2 separate regions of the Mus musculus genome follow, and region 1 is linked to region 2. The links are chromatin loops, found by intact Hi-C in ENCODE. Cell type or tissue: gastrocnemius. All regions are shown on one strand.

Region 1 (8,000 bases), 86 kb before region 2:
TGGTTCATTAATGCCTTTAAAAGCAGTGTCCCTCCACTTTCAGACCCGACCAACATGAGCAACACAAGAGTGCTGGGGAAGAGCTCTCCACAGAGAGCTGGACTTCAGCCTCCAGGACTGTGAGAACATGAATCTACTTTGAACCAACCAGTCTGTGATGCTTTGTTACAGTAGCCCAGACAACTAAGACCTGTGACCTTGGTCAACCCTATGGAGCCCATGCTAAGGTCAAAGGTGAGAGAATAGATTGGTTCTTACCCTGGCTATATTTTACAATCACCAGAAGAACTTTATCTTTTTTTTTTTTTTTTTTTTTTTTTTTTTTGTAATGTATGTGAGTACACTGTAGCTGTCTTCAGACACACCAGAAGAAGAGGGCATCAGATACCATTACAGATGGTTGTGAGCCACCATGTGGTTGCTGGGAATTGAACTGAGGATCTCTGGAAGAGCAGTCAGTGCTCTTAACCGCTGAGCCATCTCTCCAGCTCCCTATTTTTTTTAAAAAGACAGTTTCTGTGTCCTACCTATTGAAATCAGGTAAGTCAGAATAAGGACTGAGCGGCAGAGGCAGGAGACAGCCACTGAAAAGCTAAGGCCAGCTAGGTCTATGCAGCAAAGAAACAAAACATCTGGGCCTGGTGGCACAGGCCTGCACTCCTAGCTACTTGAGAGGCAGAGGTAGGGCAATGACAAGTTCGAGGCTTGCTTTGGCAACTTAACAAAACGCTGTCTCCAAGTATAAAAAGGCTGAGATATAGCCCAGCAGTAGAGTGCTTACCTAGCACAAGGCAAACTGCTCAATTCCAGTATCAAGCAACAGAAAAGATGATCCAGAAATAGACATCAACCACGGTTTGTGTGTGTTGTGAGCGAACAGCTATCCCTCTAAGACACACCCTAGCCAAGCCTAAAAGGTCTTGACAAAGGTGCTGTAGTGATTCAATAAAAAAAGAACCTTCGCCGGGCACCGGGCGTGTGGCGCACACCTTTGATCCCAGCACTCCGGAGGCAGAGGCGGGCGGATTTCTGAGTTCAAGGCCAGCCTGGTCTACAGAGTGAGTTCCAAGACAGTCAGGGCTACACAGAAAAACCCTGTCTCGAAAAAACCAAACCAAACCAAAACAAAACCTTCAAGTAGTGTTAAGCAGATGGGTAGCCAGTTGAAAAGACTGAAAACTGAACTATGTCCTCTTATCACTTACAAATATTAATCCAAAACAGACTACAGGCTCAAACTGCCTTTTAGAAGCATGAGAAAAAAACTGATCATGATGGCCTTGGCCTTTAAAATCTTTTCCTGTGTGTGTTGTTAGGGTATAAACCTAGGCCTCTATGCTTGCTACATAAGTACTTACTACTGAGCTATACTCCCAACTCATTATGTGTGTTCACTTTTTCCTTTTTTGGTTTTCACAACAGGCTTTCTGTAAGGCTCTGGCTGCCCTTGAACCCCAAGATCCGACTGGCTTGCCTCTAGCGCACTGGCACTAAAGGCACGCACCACCAAGGCCTTGCTTTTCTGTTAAATACAGGGTGGCTCCCTGTAATCCAGTCTCTGACCTTGTGATCCTCTTGTTCCTGCCTCCCGAGTAACTAGGACTACAGGCCTATGCGGCCATGTTCATTCTAATTTTTGTATGACGCAGATAAGGAAATGAAAATATGGGCTGGAGAGTTGGCTCAGTGGTTAAGAGCACTGACTGCTCTTCCAGAGGTCCTGAGTTCAATCCCAGCAACCACATGGTGGCTCACATCTGTAATGGGATCTGATGCCCTCTCTGGTGTGTCTGAAGAGAGCAATAGTTTATTTATTTATTTATTTATTTTTTATTCGAGACAGGGTTTCTCTGTGTAGCCCTGGCTGTCCTCGAACCCAGAAATCTGCCTGAATCTGCCTTCCAAGTGCTGGGATTAAAGGCGGGTGCCACCCCCCACCCCCGTTTATAAATAAATCTTTAAACAAACCAAACCAAACAAAAATTACCAAATAAAGAGTTGAACTTTAAAAAAAAGAAAGAAAATGAAAATATATGCATATATTAGCAGATTTTTTTTTTTTTGACACGGGCTTCACTATATAATTCTTCACTCTCCCTTCATTCCCAGATGCCCAAGGGTTCAGTCCACTCCTGGACACTGACATCAAGTGTAGGATCTGAATTCAATCCCTTGCTCCACACTGCAAGAAGAGAACCAACTCCTTCTGACCTCCACAGACAGGCTGTGTACATCTGACCCCATCCGTATACACAAGACCTAAGTAAACAAGTATAGCTTTACAATTAGAAAGTAGCTGCCTGGTAAAGTCCAAGGGTTACACTGGCCAAGGCCTGTGGGGTTTCTGTGCAGTGCTGACCTCCCTCACAGTGCCTTGTTAGGTCATTTCAGGGCGGACTGGATGGTCTGTTAAAATGGCAATTATCACATAAAGACTCTATACTAAGAGCAAGTGCCCACATCGGCATTTGACATGGTAGAAAATGACAGCACGTCACACATATTATGGTGCCACAGGCATCTCTCAAATTAGGGCAGAAAGGACCCCACAGTGACTAGCAGAATGTGGCCAGGCTCACATACAGCCTTGTCCTGGTCATTAGGTTAGACAGACTCTTGTACATGCTACACTTGGCCTTTGTCCAAGAGCCTGGAAGATATGGTGAGAATCAAAGTGCAGAGGAAGGCTCACCGAGAGAACAGGGCATCATCCTATTGCGTGTCCACTAGGGTTGGACTGCTGGCTTCTCAAGGCAAGAGAGAGTGGCCACTACCCAGGCTCTCAGGTACCAATCCACCCTTGGAGCCTTTATAAAAACAGATTTAGGGCTGGGGAGATGGCTCAGCGGTGAAGAGCACTGACTGCTCTTCCAGAGGTCCTGGGGTTAATTTCCAGTAACCACATGGTGGCTCACAACCATATATAATGGGGTCTGATGCTCTTCTAGTGTGTCTGAAGACAGCAACAGTGTACTCACACATATAAAAAAATAAATCTTTAAAGAAAAACCAAAAAAACAAAAACAGATTAAGATTTATTTTTATGTGTATGCAGTTCCCACAGAGACCAGAAGAGGGTGCAGCATCCTTTGGAACTGGAGTTTACAACCACAAAGGTGCAGAGGGAAATAAACCCATTTCCTCTATAATAGGAGCAACAAGTGCTATTAACCACCATGAGTCATTTGTCCACGTCCCAAGTCCCCCCTCCCCTTTTTAAAACTATAGTTGTTCAGTGTGGAGGAGGAACGCCTTTAATTCCAATACTGAGAGGAAGAGGCAGGCAGTTCTCTAAATTCAAGCACAGCCTAGTCTACATAGTGAGTTGCAGGCCATTTGTGGTTACATAGTGAAACTGTTTCAAAATATAAAAAAAGAGCCAGGTGGTGGTCTTTAATCCTAGCACTTGGAAGGCAGAGACAAATGGACCCTGAGTTTGCGGCCAGCCTGGACTAAGGACAGCCAGAGTTACACAGAAAAGCCCTGTGTCAAAACAAAATAAAGAAACAACAACAACAAAAATAAATTAATAAAAAAGGAGCCAGGCCTAGTGTGCACACTTAGTTCCAGGACAGCCAGAGCTACACAGAGATTTTGTGTCTTAAAAAAAAGAAAAATAAACCAGGAGATCGTGGTATAAAAGCCTTTAATCCCAGCAGAAGCAGGTGGCTCTCTAAAGTGAGGCCAGCCTGGTCTACAGATTGAGTTCTAGGACAGCCAGGGCTTCAGAGAGAGAGACCCTGATTTGAACATCCCAACACCCCCTCCCCCAATTTTTTTTTAAAAGAAAAAAAAAACCCAATTAAGTAAATAAACAGATACACGTATTTACTTATGGGTTGGTGCACACATGCTCACTCGCATGACACAATCTGCCCGTGGCAATCGAAGGGCAGCCCCTAAATCCCTCCTCTTACCCTGAGGGTCCCTGGGAGTGAATCCCGGGTGGTTGCTAGGACTGACCCATCATCCCTCCTCCTCTGTTTTTAATTCTATTTAATTCCATTATTTAATTCTTTCGTCGCCAACCTTTCCCTAGGTAACTCTTCAAGCAAGGTCTAAAAAGTGAAGCGGAAACAAAGGCTAGGCAAGATGATTATCAGGTGCTGAGGTAGCTGGGGGGGGTGAGTGCACTTAGTTATCCCTGTTGGGATTTTTTTCATTGTTGAGTAGCTTGGCTGGCTTGGAAAAGGAACTGAGTCACCATCATGGAGTAGCAAGAAAGATATCAAAATGTCAATAAGCTCATGTACAACAGGAACCAAAGGCAGGCATGAACACACAGAGAGTCAGCCCAAGAAACGTAATACAAACGTTCAATTCCATGTGAACTTCAAATATATGTAGAAGCGGTAAATGAAAAGCGAAGCCAGGTGTGTTGGTGCGTACCCGTGACCCAAGCACTCAGCACGCAGGAGGAAGACTGCAATCTGTGTGACAAAAGTCTGAGTCTTTGAAAATAGAGGGAATGAAGGAAGAAATGGAGAGAAAAAAAATAAAAAGAAGGAAAATTAGTGAAAGCAACAGGTAAATGTTTAACTTCATTAGTTAATACCAAGTTGGAAAAGTTTCCAGTTCTTGTTCATTTGTTTTATGAGACAACGTGTTGCTGTATCAAACATGATGGTATCACTACTGTGAGCCACAGAGTCCAGGTTTAGTGATTACCTAATACCTACCTCATTTCTACAAATAAATGATACCCAAGCTAGCAGACAGGTCAGAGAAGTGTGCTGTTTCTGGAAAGTTCTAAGGAACGGGATCACAGAACCCATCTAGTGGTGGAATAGTTTCACAGACCCAAGAGAGGCACTCTGGTCTAGAAGGCTAAGTGGTCAGGCGCTGCTGCCCTTTCCACTGCACCGTGGACAGCACTGGCGTACATTGCTAGTACCGTCTCTGCCTTAACCCGATCATTTGTTTTCACGAACTTGTTCCCAATGCAGTAGCCCTGGGAGGACAGGTGCCATGGATCAGAATAGAGGACAATGATAAGCTAAGCAACTATCACAAACAAGTAGGATGGTTTCCTGGGGTTGAAAGCGACACCTCTGCCTTCAGGAGGGCAGGAGCCATGTGGTAACTGTAAACAGATCTCACAAGTCCTAGAAAGCAGAGCCTGAGATCAAAGCCCACCCCTCTTGTCCTCCCAAGGCTCCTCCTCCGCGTGCTGAGCATTTTGCACGGATCTCCCTCTTGCTGCGACACCAGAAAACAGACAGATTCAAGGTAAAGATGGAGATGAATCCATTCCCAACACCTGAGAGGGCGAAGCCTCAGCAGTTACAAGGCTCTTGCTGCTCCCAGAGAACTTGAGCTTCCTTCCCAGCACCCACATCCGGCAGCTTTCAACCATCTGTAACTCCAACTCTAAGGGATCTGACACCCTCTTCCTGCCTCCAAGGCACACATACTCGTGTGCACATAATAACCACACGCAAACACACATGCATACACATAAATCCAAAATAAAGTAAATCTTAGAGTGGGGGCTGGAGAGATGGCTCAGTGGTTAACAGCACTGACTGCTCTTCCAGAGGTCCTGAGTTCAATTCCCAGCAGCCACATGGTGGCTCACAACCATCTGTAATGAGATCTGATGCCCTCTTCTGGTGCATCATACATATAAAATAAATAAATAAATCTTTAAAAAAAAAAAAAAAGCATTAAGAGTAGGACTTTGGGTGGTGGTGCCCGGACGTCTTTAATCCCAGCACTCAGGAGTCAGAGGCAGGGGATCTCTGAGTTCAAGGGCAGCCTGGTCTACAGAGTGAGTTCCAGGACAGAGAAACACTGTCTTGAACTCCATCCTCCACCCTGGAAAAAAAAGAAAGAAAGAAAGAAAAAAAAAGAGTGAAACCACCCAAGGCTTGAAAAAGAGCTCAGTTGGTACAGTGCTTGCACACACAAAGCCCTGGGCTTCATCCCAACATCACATTAAAACAAGAAAAAGCCCAACTGGATATGGTTTGGTTCATGCCTGTAATCCCAACATGCAGAGGAACATACAGGACAAGAAGTTCAGAGTCACCCTTGGCTACACAGGGAATTAGAAATCAGCTTGGCATACATAAAGTTATGTCTAAAAACAAAGGAAGGATCAGAGACATGGCTCAGTAGACAAAGGCACTTACTGCCAAGCCTGATGTCTTGGGTTTGATCCATGGAGCCCATGGAGCAGGAGGAGAAAACCAACACTTGGAAGCTCTTCCTTCCATTCATGAGCAGTAGAGTAGCAAGTGTCCACTCCCATTAAAAAAAAAAGGAAAAAACCACCACTTGCTTCTCTCCATCTCCAAGTGATGCCTAGAGAGCTAAACTATTCATTTAAGTACTGCTGTTTTATCTGTTAGCCACTTCTACCCAAAAGGAGGGGTGGGGGATGGATTGTGGCTCAGTGGGACAGCACTTGTGTGAGGATCTGGGCTGGACCTGTAGCACTTCAAACAAGATGAAAAAGAAAAAAAATGAATAAAACTGCATCGTTTTTAATAAATAAATCTACAAAGAAGAAAATGCAGAAGCATTCTGAGATGCCACCTCCAAATGAAGAAGCTACCTGGTCATACTGTATATTGGCACCCGTGGCTGTCCCAGAGCCCAAGATGGGCAGTGTAAGTCACAGTGAAGTCACTGCTGAGGACAAATACGTTCAGAGGGAAGGTGCCGTGCTTTTAATTACCAAGGCGAGGATGCCAGCTTTCCGGCCCGTGGAAACTGACAGTGATACATGAAACCAATGAATATAAGTTTGAATAACACTCTTCTCAAGAGGCAAGCCAAACGAATAAGTTTTGAACCAAAACAGAGAGTTTCCCAAACAAGAAAGGAAAAACAAGTCGCTATTCAGAATCAATGCCAGGAGAAAGCCCATTGCTTGGGAGAGCTGGAAAGAGACGCCGGATCTTGGCCAAGCAAAGGCAGATCCTGGGACTGCGCTGGGCACGCCCTGTTCCCATAACGAAGAAACCTGCCAGAGGCCAAGACAAGCGGCCTGTGAGTGTGACATCCTGAGAGGCAGCAGCCTCTAGGAACATCTCCATGGACTCTTCAGGACTTTGGAAGCTCCTGGCAAGTACTGGATACCAAGTTTACGATGGGGTTTTGGAGAGTTTCACACCTCGATTGCTTACAAAACGCTCGTCTGACTACTTTGCCCACATGCCAAGGTCTCTGGCGCTTGCTAAGGCCCCACTGGAAGACCAATGGAGCCGATTCGGCTGCGGTGCTGCGCGCTGAACTGGCTTAGAACAGAACGGCGGCCTACATGGCTTCTCCCGGGACCCGAACCTCTGACTCGTCCCCCTAAACCCAAGGCCGGACCAGATCTTCAGACCTGTCCCTTAGGCTCCTTCCCCGAGACCACGCGTCATCCTGGCTGCAACCCACGTTCGGACGCAGGGAGGCGCGTCAGAGCCACCAGCGCCCGGCCTCGGGCAGGTGGGCAGGGCCGGCGCCGTGACCCTGTCTTCACGGGTCCCGGCCAGTGACGCCGGGCAGAGGGCGACCCCAGGCCCCGCACTCACCGTCGGCTGCCGCGCGCCCGCGTGGACGTCTACATGCTGGGCCGAGCAGGCGGTCCCTGCTGCCCTACTGCTACCTGGCTCTCAGCGACCCAGCCGCCCGCCACCCCATGGCCGCTCGGTCCAGAGACCGGCACCACCAAGCCCCGCTGCGCCGCGGCTGTCAGTGCGCAAGCGCAGCCCGCACGCATGCGCTGCAGGGCACGTGGGGAGAGCGGCGCAGCCGCACCTACACAGGCGTGCACGCAAACTTCGGGTTTTTCAAAACCCTTTGTAGGCCAAGGATCAGAGGCTGGGGGGTGGGGTGGGGGGTGGGAGACGTGAAGAGGGAGGGGCGAGGCAAAGGGGAGGCGGGGCCGAGAGGAAGTGGGCGGGACACAGGAGTAGGAGGCGGGGCAAAGGAACTGAAACAGGGCATAGCGGAATGGGATGGGGACAAGGAGCGGAAGACAGCACGGGGGGGTGGGGCCAAGGTTG
Region 2 (8,000 bases):
CAGTTCTTAGCCCTGAGACATTTTGTGGCTTGTGGACAAAACATTTCCTTCCCCCACACAGTGTTAACTTACAGACCTAGGCAGACACAGGAAAGGGGTTCTGGGAACAATGAATGGGGAAACACACATACTATTTATTGGCCATGCTGAATCTAGAAACCGGATATGGACCCTGAGGTCATGATAGCTTGCTTGTCTAAGGCAAAGGAGCTACCTAGATTCTGAGCTGCTAGGTGCAGGCCCCTGCCTCCAGCTCTCTTCTCTGCCTAGAGCCTTGCCTGAGGGAAGGGAGTTCCTGACATCCTGGGGACTCTTTTCCCAGCAGATGGCACCCTGGGACCCACTATCCTGAGACTAGGCTCTTCCAACACCTGCTAGGTAAACATATCACACCTGTGGCAGCGGCAGCAGCAGCAGGGGCAAGCCACCCAGCTCTCAAACTTTCCACAGAGGCCAGGCTCCTTAGGGTTCTGGCTAAGGGGCCACAGGATTGTTGCTGGAACTGAGCTTGTCCCAGAATCCTGTCCACAACCCTGCTGGGCCCACCAGGTATGGACAGAATGTGTACTTGGAAGTGCCCTTCTACACCAGGAAACTATTTGTCACTAAACAAGACAATACTATCAGAGCCATTTCCAGTGGGCAGGGGAGGCCATCTATAAGCCTCTCCGGACCCCTAGTAGGTATGGTTCTGGCCATAATGGGTCCTGTTCATAGAGTCCTGAATTCCCCTTAGGCTGAAGATCTGTATGCCACATTCTAACAGAAAGTCACCCCAGTTTGCCAGATTGACCCCCCTGAGGAAGGTTCTGGGTTGCAGCCTTCTAGCCCCAGCGAACCCACACTTGATGTCCTTTGCTGCTCTCCTCACCATGCCCATGTTGTCCTCCCCTCCCCTCCCCTCCTCTGTCCCACGTCTCCACAAAGAACTTCCACAGTCTCACATGTACTCGTGGACTTAATCAGAAGGGAGAGAGAGCCCTCAGATATGTCTGTTGACTCTGTTCCCTGGCTTTATCTTACCTTTTTTTTTTTTTTTAAATGTGGAAAGGGCTGGAGAAATGGCTCAGCAGTTGTAGGCACTGGCTATTCATCCAGGGGACCTGGGTTTGATTTTCAGCACTCACATGGTAGTTCATAACCTTCTGTAACTCCAATTCCAAGGGAATCCAACACCCTTTTCTGGCCTCTGTGGACACCAGACATGCCCATGGTGCACACACACACACACATGTTTTTGTTTTTGTTTTTGAGAGATTTCTCTGTGTATCCCCGGCTGTCCTGGAACTTAGATCCACCTGCCTCTGGCTGGTGCTGGGATGAAAGGGTCATGCCGCCACTGCCTAGCAAAATGTGCTGTTTATTTATTTATTTATTTATTTATTTATTTATTTAATATTTGAGAGACTGTGTCTCGTGTATCCAAGGCTGGCCTCTAACTCACTATGAGGTCAACGATGAGATGACCTTAGCTTCTAATCCTCTTGCCTTTGCCCTCCAAGTGCTGGGATTAGAGGATATAACAGCAGATTCCCCCCCTTTTTTTTTAAATTAAAAAGAAATTGAGATAGGATTTTTATTTTGGTTTAGTTTGGTTTGGTTTGGTTCTGCCTCCCGAGAGCTGTAATTCAAGGTGTGTCACACCACCAACAGCATTGAGACAGGATCAGCCAGCATTGGCTTAGCTTTGAGCTTGTGATTTCTCAGCCTCTGCCTCTCTACTGCGTCCATGTCACTGTCCTTTCTGTCCTGCTGGTCTCTTGATTCCCACCCAGCGGCCCCATGCTAGGTGGGAAGCCAGTCTTCAGGAGTTTGTCCCCTCCCTGCTGATGGTGCCCAGTTGAGATAGCTGCTCTAGGCCCTTCCACTTCTTCCTCAGGCCAGCTGACCTTTCACCTCGTGCCTGAGTCTGTTCATCATGTCAGTGACATTGTCCCAGGCCTCTGCCTGGGACCCGAGCAAGAATCCATATGTAGTGCACCATCCTGAGTTCAATAGTACTAGGAATGAAAGAGTCGCTGAATAGCCTCCTCATACCACTTCCTTACCCAGAGTCACTCAACTGTGATCTAAGCCATGTTCAGCCATCCTTGACACTGGGCCCTGGACCCTTTTGTAGAGGCCCCAAGGCAAGAAGCAGTTAACAGCTTAACCTTCTGTAGAGCCATCCTTGATGCTAAGCCTCAAGCCCCAGGGCAGCACCCCAGGGGTTCAGCCAACACATTCTTGGCAGGACCTGGATCCTGCAGGGGCAGCTTCCTTCTGAGTGGCCTCTGGGGTCCAAGAGCTGTTTGTCTAGAATTTTGTCCCTGTGGTTCAGTCACCTACCACCTGGGAGATGATGCAAGATTTGCCGGAAAGAGGCAATGAGGAGAGGCAGGCATGGGGGAGAGCGAGCCATGGCTCCAGGCAGTGACAGTTTTGTGCTTTGGGAGGACTGACAGTGTGGGGCTGGAATTGGGGTTGGCCTCCAGCTGTGAGGTACGGATGCTGGAGCCAGCATCATCTATACATCTATAGCCTTCAGGTACCTTCCAGGGGAGGCTGGGCCAACGGTGCTTGGTGTTTTGAAAAACAGCCTAGGAGGCCATGAAGGGAGCGAGGGCCCTGGAGCTTCTCTCTGTGACGTCCCTGTGAGATGGGTTGGGCCCTGCTGCAATACCTCTGGGGCTCATGCCTAGGCCTGCCCTGAGTCCTTTGTGGTCGGCCCTGCGACTAGCTCAGACTTCTAATGGTCTCCTATTCTGCCTCATTTGCCCTTCTATTGCTCTCTGAAGTTTATTTTTTATATACTTATTTATTTATTTATTTATTTATTTTTTTAGATAGGCCCTCACTATGTAGACTTGGTTGGCCTGGAGCTCACAGAGATCTGTCAACCTTTGCCTCTGAAGTACTGGGATTAAAGATGTGTGCGTGCCAGCACACCCAGTCTATCCTTTGGGGTCTTTAATTTTCTTCTTCTTTTCTTTCCTTTCCCCCCACCCCCCGCTCTCCAATCATCAGTCTCTCTATGTATTTCTGGCTGCTCTGCAACTCACTATGCAGACCAAGCTGACCTCGAACACACAGAGATACATCTGCCTCTTCCTCCAGGGCACTGGGATCAAAGGTGTACGCCATTGCTTTCCTTCCTTGACTCCTAGAAAAGATTATATATATGGAGAAGCGCTCCAGCCCTGCAGTGGGGACAAGAGTAGATGCCTTTGATTCAACACTGACTGGGTGTTCCTGGGGTCACCTGCTGCCTTGCCTACCCACTACAGCTTGCGAACGCTGCCTCTCAGGCCAGGGCTCTATAAAGAAAAGAATGCATGCGCCTCACTAGCTTTACTACCCAGTCTCAGTTTTCCTTCCGTACTGTAGAGATGTAGATAGGATGGAACTCCCTGGCAAATGCTAAGGCCACTTCTACTCTGGTGGCTGGACACAATGGACTTAAGGTGTAGAGCAGTCTGTGCCCTCAATGCCTTTGGATAAAACGGCTCTGCTGAACATTTAAGACAGAAAAGAACAAGGGCGAGCCCTTCCCTGTCCCATCGTAGAGTCCAGAGCCATGGGCGGCTCAGATGAGCCTGAGCCAAGTTGGGGCTGGACAGAGCAGGAAGTACAGCGTGGTCCTCCCTCTCCAAGGACTAGGTCCAGGCCTGTTGGCTCGCCTGGTGGGAACAAGCGCCACCATGCCCAGAAGGCTGTTTGCAGGGATTGTTAGTCAGAAACTTGGCACTTGCACAGATTGGGGTTAGAGTTCTGCGTGTGCCCCCCACCCCGCCCCCATCCCCTCACCCCGAGTTAGGGTCTGCACCTGCAGGACTGTAGCTATTGTCAGCTTTCCAGGTGGCTGAGATGGAATTTATGTCTATTCTTTTTCTTTGCAATTGTGGAAACTTGAAAGTGATACTTACAAGACTGCGTTTCGAAAACAGAGCGCCCCACCCCTGGTCTCCAACCCAAGCTTTTAGTCCCAACAGACTCCGAAGAGCCCTGGCCGCCACGCCTGGCTGCGAATGGTGCTCGAGCGCCACCTGGTGGGAAATAAGCGGAACTTCCGAACTCCGAGCGGCGCCGCTTCCGGATTGGTTGAATGAATGAAAGAAGGGCTTAAAAGTGGAGCAGAGAAGGAGCTTGGCATGATTGACAGGGACAAAGTCAGGACCGGGCTTGGGAGAAACGTCCAACTGGGCCCAGTTAACACCCCCACTCCCATTTTTTAGTGTTTCGACACAAGGTTTTGTGGTGTCGCCCTGAATGTCCTGGAACTCGCTCTGAGACCGGACTGGCCTGGAACTCAGAGATCCGCCTGTCTCAGCCTCCTGAGTGCTGGGATTAAATAAGGGTCTTACGATGCTGACCTCGCCTCACAGTGTGCGGCACTCTTGTACCAATACCCAAAGGCTTTCAATTCAGCTGTCCGCCTAACCCCTCAGCAACATGAAGGAGAGAAAATCTTAGCAGGCCAAGCCTGAAGACTCAATAGTCAGCAGTTAGAGAGAAGGGGGATTACGGTTTTTGACGACAGCCTGAGGTACAAGGTGAAATTCGAGCTCAAAGAAGTAAAGATGATAAGTGTAGCTGCCAGTGGCCAGGGGATACTGGGCTCCTGAAAGGAAAGCTGGAGATGGATGGGAAGGATGGCCAGAGAAATAACGAGCCAAGACAAAGTTCTCTGACCAAGGCTCAGTGTTTTAATTCTCTAGTCTGACTTTTAAAGTGGGTGTGTGGGGGGATCCCTCCCCCACTATGCCAGGAAAACAAGCTCAGCTGCTCAACAGGTCGTGGCTTCTTGCAGGAAGCTGCGGATGTGGCAGGACGATAGACTTTACCTAGATCTGAAGGCAAACAAGGTCTGATCCAGACGCTCAAGGCTGGGGGTGAGGGCACAGATAAGTGGCTCAGAGATTAAAAGCATCTTTTGCTCTTGCTGGAGGACCTAAGTTCGCTTTCCAGCATTCCGGTGATGGTTCACAACTGTCTATGTACAGCTCCAGTACCAAGGCGTCTGAAACCCTCTTCTGCCTTCCTGGGTAGCAGGCATCCACGAGGTGCACATATGTACACGCTGGCAAATACACAGATGGTAAAGGTAAGCATTCTTTTTTTAAAAGTAAGAGGCTGCTGTTTTCCCAGAGAACCGGGGTTCAGTTGCCTGCACCCACATGGCAACTTACAAGTGTACGCAGCTACAATCCCAGGGGATCTAGCCCCTTCACAGACATATGTGCAAAAAAAAACACCAAGTTACATAAAATTTTAAAAAATCTTTAGGGGAAACAAAAAGAATAAAAAGGACTAGGCAACAGCAGCTCACACCTTCAATCCCAGCACTCGGGAGGCTGCGGCAGGCAGATCTCTGGGGTTGAGGCCAGCCTGGTTTACAGAGCAAGTTCCAGGACAGCCAGGGCTACATGAAGGAATTCTGTCTCAAAAACAAAAACAAACAAGCAAAGACTAAAAAGGAGATAAACTCTGTCTGGCAATACATTTCTTGTATTCTGCACTATCTGTCACTTCTACTTCACTAAAACATAGCTGAGGCTCAGCCTGGCCTCGCAGAGATGAGGACAGAGGCCATGTCTGGTGGCTGGCGCTCCCATCCAGGTCTCTTTGTATGCAGGAAGACCCACTCCTGTGGTAGGTGGGAAGTGTGGAGGCTTCAGAGAAGTTGGTGAGTATCTGTCTCAATACAAATTGTTTGGCTGTGCTGGATATAGATCCAGGTGTATTATGCCTGCTAGGTGGGTTTACTCCCACCCACCACCGAGCTGCCTAAGAGCCTAATTGCCTATTTTACCAAAGTCATGTATAGTCTTAGTAGATAACCTTGATGAACTCAGAGAACCACCTCAACTCTTCCCTGATTCTATTTTCTACTCCCACAGTGTGTGTGTGTGTGTGCTTATGTGTGTATGTGTGTGTTTGTGTAGTGTATATGTGTTTGTGTGTGTTTATGTGGTGTGTATGTGTTTGTGTTTGTGTGTGTGTGTGTGTGTGTGTGTGTGTGCTTCTTTCCAGGCACACATCATTACCTCTCTGTGCTAGGAATGAAATCCAGGGCTTTGTGTGCTTTCTAAACATAAATTATCCACTGGGTTCTACCCTACCTATCTGCTGTGGTCTCATTTGCCTTTCCTCCATGGTTAGTGATACCGAACATCTTTTCTTGTGTTTGTTTCCTACAATCTCTGCTCTGTCCTCTTCAGAGGGACGTCCACCCAGGTCCTTTGCTTATTTTTAAAAAAACTGATTTGGGGCTGGAGGCTGGAGAGATGGCTCAGCGGGTAAGAGCACTGACTGCTCTTCCAGAGGTCCTGAGTTCAAATCCCAGCAACCACGTGGTGACTCACAACCACCTGTAATGAGATCTGATGCCCTCTTCTGGTGTGTCTGAACAGCTACAGTGTACTCATATATAATAATAAATAAATCTTAAAAAAGAAAAAAGAAAAAATTAAAACTAAAAAAACCCTGATTTATGGGCTGGAGAGATGGCTCAGCAGGTAAGAGCACTGACTGCTCTTCCAGAGGTCCTGAGTTCAAATCCCAGCAACCACATGGTGGCTCACAACCACCCATAATGAGATCTGACCCCCTCTTCTGGTGTGTCTGAAGACAGCTACAGTGTACTTACATATAATAAATAAATAAATAAATAAATAAATAAATAAATAAATAAATCTTTTTTAAAAAATTTAAAAAACTGATTTATTTGGGTTGGAGAGTTGGCTCAGCGGTTAAGAGCACCGACTGTTCTTCCAATGGTCCTGAGTTCAGTTCCCAGCAACCACATAGTGACTCACAACCATCTGTAATGAGATCCGATGCCCTCTTCTGGTGTGTGTCTAAAGACAGCTACAGTGTACTCATAAATAAAATAAATCTTTTTTAAAAAGCTGATTTATTTATTTTTGCAGAGAGGTGAGGGAAGGGTTCCGGGATAGATTCAGGCACAGAGAGGCTGAGGAACTTAGTCGACAGTTCCTGGGGGAGAGAGGAGGAGAGCAGCGTTGCAAAGTATAGGCCCATCAGGGCATAAGAAAAGATAGAGCAGGTAGCTCCAAAGGGGAGGAGGCATGGAAATCGCCATTTGAGATGGGATTCTGATATCATAGAGGCTCAGAGGAGTAGCGAGAAGCCATGGGCCTCCTAGGGAAGGAGCTGAGAACAGTGGACGCAGAGGGGGCTCGTGTCACGGTGACGGACAAGGATCTCAATCCGGGGCATCCCCAAGTGACCGAGGGAACTGCCAGAGAGAAATGTCCCCAGTCGTGGAGGATAGCTGTCCCTTTCCATGTGACAGGAGAGCTTCCTGTCACACCTATGTGGCTTTTGTAGTAAGAGTAGACAAAGCAGGCAGCTCTGGAGTGACACCCAGTAGAGGAGAGGGTGGTTAGAGCAGGGTAGAGAAAAACAACTGAAGGGGACCCTGACAGGCTTTTGGGAAGAGGGAGGGTTCCAACAGAGACCGAGGAGGAATAAGTGTCCAAGGAGAGAGGTGCCCACACGGTAGGCACCCCGGAGCAGGGTGTAGTTGGCTCTGGAATCCAGAGAGAGGGTCTGCTTATTGAGCAGTCTAGGAGAGACGGAAGCTGATGAGGATTCAGACCCTAGAATTTGGAGACGACGATGGTGGGTGGCAGAAGCCAGCAGAGACAAATGACCCGTGCGTATCTTAGAAGAGTCAACTAGAAGAGGTCAAACCCCTAGGAAGGAGGCTCCTGTGTGCTCCTCCCAGGGTTCTGAGCACCAGGTGAATGAAAATGAAGACATTGTCACTCCTATTGTACATATGAGGGAGAGCAGAGCCAGGCATCTGGAAGGGTCCAGACTGAAAAGGACATGAAGGGTGGGGAAAGAGGAGAGACGGCGAGCAGACAGAGAGAGGAACCAAGAGAGCTCAAGGCAGAATCGCAGGGTTTTGAGTCAGCTTTCTCTTCTTCAGGACTTGACACACATACCTCTAGATATCGCCTAAATAGTACTGGGCTCTTCCACTCATTGTA

What was found. A loop is a pair of places that touch in the nucleus more often than their neighbours do. Peaks named below come from ENCODE experiments on the same cell type or tissue, not always from the same donor. Only the 100,000 strongest peaks of a DNase experiment are listed, where the experiment ranks them.
Region 1: it touches region 2 in a loop (5-fold over the local background); 32 of 42 quality-filtered maps call a loop at or near these places.

What each region holds. Positions count from the first base shown.
Region 1 is chr4:155,563,506-155,571,505 of GRCm38, reverse strand. Nadk (NAD kinase) reads right to left here and starts at 7,691. Exons shown (of 12, transcript NM_001159637.1): 1 at 7,527-7,691. In gastrocnemius, CTCF peaks have their summits at 3,067 (motif pointing right) and 7,400; DNase peaks (open chromatin) are centred at 6,967, 7,428, 7,742 and 7,890; H3K4me3 peaks cover 2,246 bases; H3K27ac peaks cover 6,786 bases.
Region 2 is chr4:155,477,583-155,485,582 of GRCm38, reverse strand. No RefSeq gene overlaps it. Among named protein-coding and RNA genes, the nearest start is that of Gnb1, 9.8 kb to the left of the region's middle. In gastrocnemius, no CTCF peak of the experiment used is centred here; DNase peaks (open chromatin) are centred at 3,682 and 4,011; H3K4me3 peaks cover 884 bases; H3K27ac peaks cover 2,568 bases.